Linked DNA regions of Homo sapiens: region 2 is linked to region 1. A link is an interaction called in ENCODE POLR2A ChIA-PET data of the cell type or tissue named here. Cell type or tissue: Panc1. All regions are shown on one strand. Links, peaks and the distances in the headings refer to the core of each region. The heading gives the core; the rest is flanking DNA. Region 1 overlaps ZNF142 (zinc finger protein 142). Region 2 overlaps VIL1 (villin 1).

Region 1 (2,909 bases), core at 186-2,685:
CTCCCTGGCATCAGGGCAGGCTTGCTGGAAGAAATGGTCTGTCCACTTGATCTGTATCTGACCTGTGTTCTCTCCCTTCATCCGCATCCCCCATATAAGGTGAGAAGCCCCACAAGTGTGAGCTGTGTGACTTCACATGCCGAGACGTGAGCTACCTATCCAAGCACATGCTGACCCACTCCAACACCAAGGATTACATGTGCACTGAATGTGGCTATGTCACCAAGTGGAAGCACTACCTCCGTGTGCACATGCGAAAACATGCAGGGGACCTCAGGTACAACACACACATAGGCCTCCGTCCCAATCCCAAGAATCTTAGCCAAGCTAGCTTCCTCTCGGATCTAACTTCTGGCCCTATTTCTTTCTCCGGTCCCTGGAGAGTCTCCTCCTAAGGCCGGGTGCAATGGCTCACACCTGTAATCCCAGCACTTTGAGAGGCCGGGGCGGGCAAATTGCTTGAGCTTGGGAGTTCAAGGCCATCTGGGCAACACCCCATCTCTACTAAAACTACAAAAATTAGCTGGGCATGGTAGCAGACGCCTGTAATGCCAGCTTCTTGGGAGGCTGAAGCACTAGAATCGCTTGAGCCGGGGGGTGGAGGTTGCAATGAGCCAAGATTGCACCACTGTACTCCAGCCTGGGTGACAGAGTAAGACTCTGTTTCAAAAAAGAAAAGGAAAGAAAAAAGAGAGTCTTTTCCTAACACCCTTCTCTGTTCCCACTGTCTCAACTCCATTGCCTACAGCTGGCCTCTGTGACTGTGGCTCAGTCACATAGCGAGCACTCTCTGGGCTCTGGGAAGGGAGTATAGACCTACAGTATAGGCCTAGAGACTAAGGTGTCACTTGAGTTCTCAGAGTTTGGCCCTGGGAAAGTGGATAGACACTATATTCATGCCCCAATCTTGCCACTTCCAAATCCAGGCAAGTTCTCTGACCTATGGCACAGCTGGCTAAGGGGTTTCTAGACCTGTCATGCCTCTGTGGGAGAAGGGAAATGAGGCACAGAAACCTGCCCTGTGGAGTTGTAGCCACGTCAGTTCCTTGGAAGTCTACAGTGGGTCATGCTGATTCATGATTACTTTCTTTTAGGAAGGCAGTACAGAATAGGGCTTAGAACACAGGCCCTGAAGCTAGGCTGTCTCTGCTCCTGGCTTACTTTGTAACCAACCTTAGGCAAATTATTAACTTCTGTGATTTAGTTTTTCTCACTTGGAAAATAGAGATACCAGTTTCATAGGGTAGTGAAAAGGAGGGTTACATCAGGTGACACATGTATGATACTGAGTGCAGAGCCTGGCCCACAGTAAGTATTTACTGACTGATTCTTAGTTGTTGTGATTAATTATTGTGATTGCCTCCCCCTTTCCCTCCTTGCCAGGTATCAGTGCAACCAGTGCTCCTATCGCTGTCACCGGGCTGATCAGCTGAGCAGCCACAAGCTGCGGCATCAGGGCAAGTCTCTGATGTGTGAGGTGTGTGCCTTCGCCTGCAAGCGGAAGTATGAGCTGCAGAAGCACATGGCTTCCCAGCACCACCCTGGCACACCGGCCCCACTCTACCCTTGCCACTACTGCAGTTACCAGAGCCGCCACAAGCAGGCTGTGCTGAGCCATGAGAACTGCAAGCATACCCGCCTCCGTGAGTTCCACTGTGCCCTCTGTGACTACCGCACCTTCAGCAACACCACACTCTTGTTCCATAAACGCAAGGCCCATGGCTATGTACCTGGAGACCAGGCCTGGCAGCTCCGCTATGCAAGCCAGGAGCCAGAAGGGGCCATGCAGGGCCCAACACCCCCACCAGATTCAGAGCCCTCAAACCAGCTGTCAGCCCGACCTGAGGGGCCAGGTCACGAACCTGGGACTGTGGTGGACCCCAGCTTGGACCAGGCCCTGCCAGAGATGAGTGAGGAGGTCAACACTGGAAGACAGGAGGGCAGTGAGGCTCCCCATGGGGGTGACCTGGGTGGCAGTCCCAGCCCAGCAGAGGTGGAGGAGGGCAGCTGCACACTACACCTAGAGGCCCTGGGAGTAGAGCTGGAGTCTGTGACTGAGCCACCCCTTGAGGAGGTCACTGAAACAGCCCCTATGGAGTTCAGGCCCCTGGGACTGGAAGGGCCAGATGGACTGGAAGGACCAGAGCTATCTAGCTTTGAAGGTATTGGGACTTCTGACTTGAGTGCTGAAGAAAATCCCCTTCTGGAAAAGCCAGTGTCTGAGCCCTCCACAAATCCTCCATCCTTAGAGGAGGCTCCTAACAACTGGGTAGGAACCTTCAAGACAACTCCACCTGCTGAGACAGCACCCTTGCCCCCATTACCTGAGTCAGAGTCATTACTCAAGGCCCTAAGGAGACAGGACAAAGAACAAGCAGAGGCATTGGTGCTAGAGGGGCGGGTGCAGATGGTAGTGATCCAGGGAGAGGGGCGAGCCTTCCGCTGCCCACACTGCCCTTTTATCACTCGCCGGGAGAAGGCCCTGAATCTGCACTCCAGGACTGGGTGCCAAGGCCGCCGAGAGCCCCTGCTGTGCCCCGAGTGTGGGGCTAGCTTCAAGCAACAACGCGGCCTCAGCACCCACCTGCTGAAGAAGTGCCCTGTTCTACTCAGAAAGAACAAGGGCTTGCCCAGACCAGATTCACCCATCCCTCTGCAACCTGTGCTCCCAGGTACCCAGGCCTCAGAGGACACAGAAAGTGGGAAGCCCCCACCTGCATCACAAGAAGCAGAGCTACTGCTTCCAAAAGATGCTCCTTTGGAGCTTCCCAGGGAGCCAGAAGAAACAGAAGAGCCTCTTGCCACAGTCTCTGGTTCCCCAGTCCCTCCTGCAGGAAACTCCTTGCCCACAGAGGCCCCTAAGAAGCACTGCTTTGACCCAGTCCCTCCTGCAGGAAACTCCTCACCCA
Region 2 (2,909 bases), core at 291-2,790, 210 kb after region 1:
AGACTCCTCAAAACAACAACAACAACAACATAGAGCTTAGTGGTCTGTTCTGACCGAAGTCCATTGGTGGAAAATGACTCTTTTCTTTAACGATTCATTAACTTTCCCATGGCTTTCCCCAGAGTTGGAGATCTAGCCTGGATATTTATGACCCTGTCTCTCTTATCTGTTGTGAAATTGTCATCTATAAATTCACTTAACCTTGACCTATCTATACATGCCAGTCTGTACTGTCAGTCCACCAAGAAGGGTTTCATGAGTGCTGCAGGTTTTGACCATCTGTTGATTATACCCCAGTGTGCTTGTGAACTTGCTCTTGAATTCTGGACACATTCCTCAGAGTTAGCTCTGTCTTGTTCTCTCTATAAGCCTGTGAACTTCTCAAAGCAAAGGTTTTGATTTCATATTCCCGTGTCCCAGGCCTAAAGGCTAAATACATTTTTTTTCTTTTCTTTTTTCGGGTTTTTTTTTTTTTTTTTTTTTGAGACAGGGTCTGACTCTGTTGCCCAGGCTGGAGTGCAGTGGCACAATTTCAGCTAACTGCAACCTCTGCCTCCTGGGTTCAAACCAACCTCCCACCTCAGCCTCCTGAGTAGCTGGGACCACAAGCACGCACCACCACACCTGGCTGTTTTTTATTTTTTGTAAAGATGGGGTTTCCCCATGTTACGAAGACTAGTCTCAAACTCCTGGGCTCAAGCAATCCACCCACCTCGGCCTCCCAAAGTGCTGAGATTACAGGCGTGAGCCACTGTGCCCAGCCTAAATACACTTCTGTTAACTCACTGAAAGACCAAAGGAGTTGTAGTTATTCTACCTAGAGAAGGGATCCCAAAGGTGATGGAGTATAGAGACAGCATTATTTCTCAAAGTGTAGTCCATGGACTAACTACATGAAATTACCTTTTTAAAATAAGATTTAAAAGATGCAGATTCCTAGGTGCCAATTCTAAGTCTATAAACCAGAATATTTGGGAATGGGGCCTTGGAATCTGCATTTTAATATGCTTCCCCCTCACTCCCTGCCCCCATCTCCCCGACTTCTATGCATGATAAAATTTGAGAACCAGGCCAGGTGTGGTGGCTCATGCCTGCAATCCTAGCACTTTGGGAGGCCGAGGCTGGTGGATCACTTGAGGTCAGGAGTTTGAGACCAGACTGGCCAACATGGTGAAACCTCGTCTCTACTAAAAATACAAAAATTAGCCAGGCGTGGTGGCACACACCTGTAATCCCAGCTACTTGGGAGGTTGAGGCATGAGAATCACTTGAACCCAGGAGGTGGAGGTTGCAGTGAGCTGAGATCCTGCCACTGCACTCCAGCCTGGGAGGCAGAGTGAAACTGTGTCTCAAAAAAAAAAAAAAAAAAAAAATTGAGAACCATTTCACTAGGAAATTGAGGAAACAAAACCACTAGAGGCACTGAAGTAAAACAGCAAGAAGAATGAGAAGTGGGGGAGAAATAGGAGGGAAAGCACAGGACTCTGGTGTCTTCTCTGCAGCGTTCTTGGCTCCCACAGGTCTGACCACCAGCTGGCCACTGCAGGGCCCAGCCACCCCGCCCCGGACTCACAGCAGTGATCTGGCTCCAGTCCCTAGAGTTGCCAAGCTCCGCCTTCAGGTCCTCATAGGATTTGGTGTTCTGCACATAAAGTAAATAACAGATTAGACCTGGATCTCAGCAGAGGAGATGGATGAGAAGCCATTTTCCCTCAGGAATGAAAAGAAGGCTGGTCTGGGGCCTAGTGGTAAGAAAGGAAAGAGGATATGAAGGCTGAGGCTGGAGGAGGGTCCCTGAAAAAGGAGATTAGATGGTGAGATTGGGACCAGAGGGGCTGCCAGATCAGAAAAGTGGAGCGCAGGCTATATTTGTCCCAGCTCAGCCTGACATGGGGATGGGCAGGATCTTTTGCCACCTGCAGGGGCCAGGGCAAGAACCCACAGGCAGTATGGAGAACCCTGCCTAGGCTATGTAGGCTCTGGGAAATGCAGGGCTCCTGGGGATGGGTGGGGGTCCCCCCAGATAATAGAAGGGAGCCCTGCCACAGAGGAGTGAAGGGACCATGGCTCTGAGGAGTCCCATCTCCATATCCTAGAGCACACTTATGCTGAATGAATGAATGAATGAATGAGTGAATGAGGCTGAGAGAGAAGCCAGCACACACTTGAGGTGAGGGAAAGGTGATAACTAAAGTGGATTGAGAAAACCTGGCATCTCGATATGCTGCCTTGAGTAAAAACTAAAAGCCCATCTAACTGCAGAATTTAAAAAAACAAACCAACAAATTTAAGGAAATTAAGCTTTCTGCTTCCCTAAAGCCATCTGTTGTGACAATTTAGAGCACCCAGAGCCACCAGGCCAGGCTTCACTGTACCTTGGCCTTCTTCCTACCGAAAACCTTTGCTGGAGTTCCATTGTGGGTATCTGCCCCTTGCTTCTATGTGGGGCCAGTTTAGGAAACACCCCGTGGGAGGTTGGCACACCATCCCTCAGGTAAGGACCACACACATGACCCATTTTGCTTAGAATTTAGCACCAGGAAGACATTTGTCAGTCCTTTAGAACCAACGTGTTTCAGCTGGCATGGAGGATCCACCATGTTGCTGCAATGATGAGAACATTCTCACCTCTGCTGCCCAACACAGTAGCCAGCTGCCACATGTGGCTAGTGACAAACTGAATTTTGAACTGTGTTTAATTTTAATTTAAGTAATCAGTACATTTCTTACCTATACTATCCAGCAGCTTTGCTCTAAATGTAGTGCACAAACAAGGCACTATAATTAGCCTTGGTTTTTGATAGACTTCTTCCCTCTCACCAGAGGCCTAATGGCCTTAGTGCAGCCTTACTTTCTATTCTAAGCCTCCTCTAGCCCCTTTCTAAATCAGCAGGTCATATATCCCAAAG

Evidence for each region. Peaks named below come from ENCODE experiments on the same cell type or tissue, not always from the same donor. Only the 100,000 strongest peaks of a DNase experiment are listed, where the experiment ranks them.
Region 2: POLR2A ChIA-PET joins it to region 1 with 5 read pairs; 2 of 35 experiments call an interaction of 5 or more read pairs at or near these places.

The regions. Positions count from the first base shown.
Region 1 is chr2:218,643,539-218,646,447 of GRCh38, reverse strand. ZNF142 (zinc finger protein 142) reads left to right here. Exons shown (of 11, transcript NM_001379659.1): 8 at 100-277; 9 at 1,384-2,909. Among named protein-coding and RNA genes, the nearest start is that of ZNF142, 15 kb to the left of the region's middle. In Panc1, for the core only: no CTCF peak of the experiment used is centred there; no DNase peak of the experiment used is centred there.
Region 2 is chr2:218,437,391-218,440,299 of GRCh38, reverse strand. VIL1 (villin 1) reads right to left here. Exons shown (of 20, transcript NM_007127.3): 18 at 1,574-1,642. Among named protein-coding and RNA genes, the nearest start is that of VIL1, 20 kb to the right of the region's middle. In Panc1, for the core only: no CTCF peak of the experiment used is centred there; no DNase peak of the experiment used is centred there; H3K27ac peaks cover 106 bases.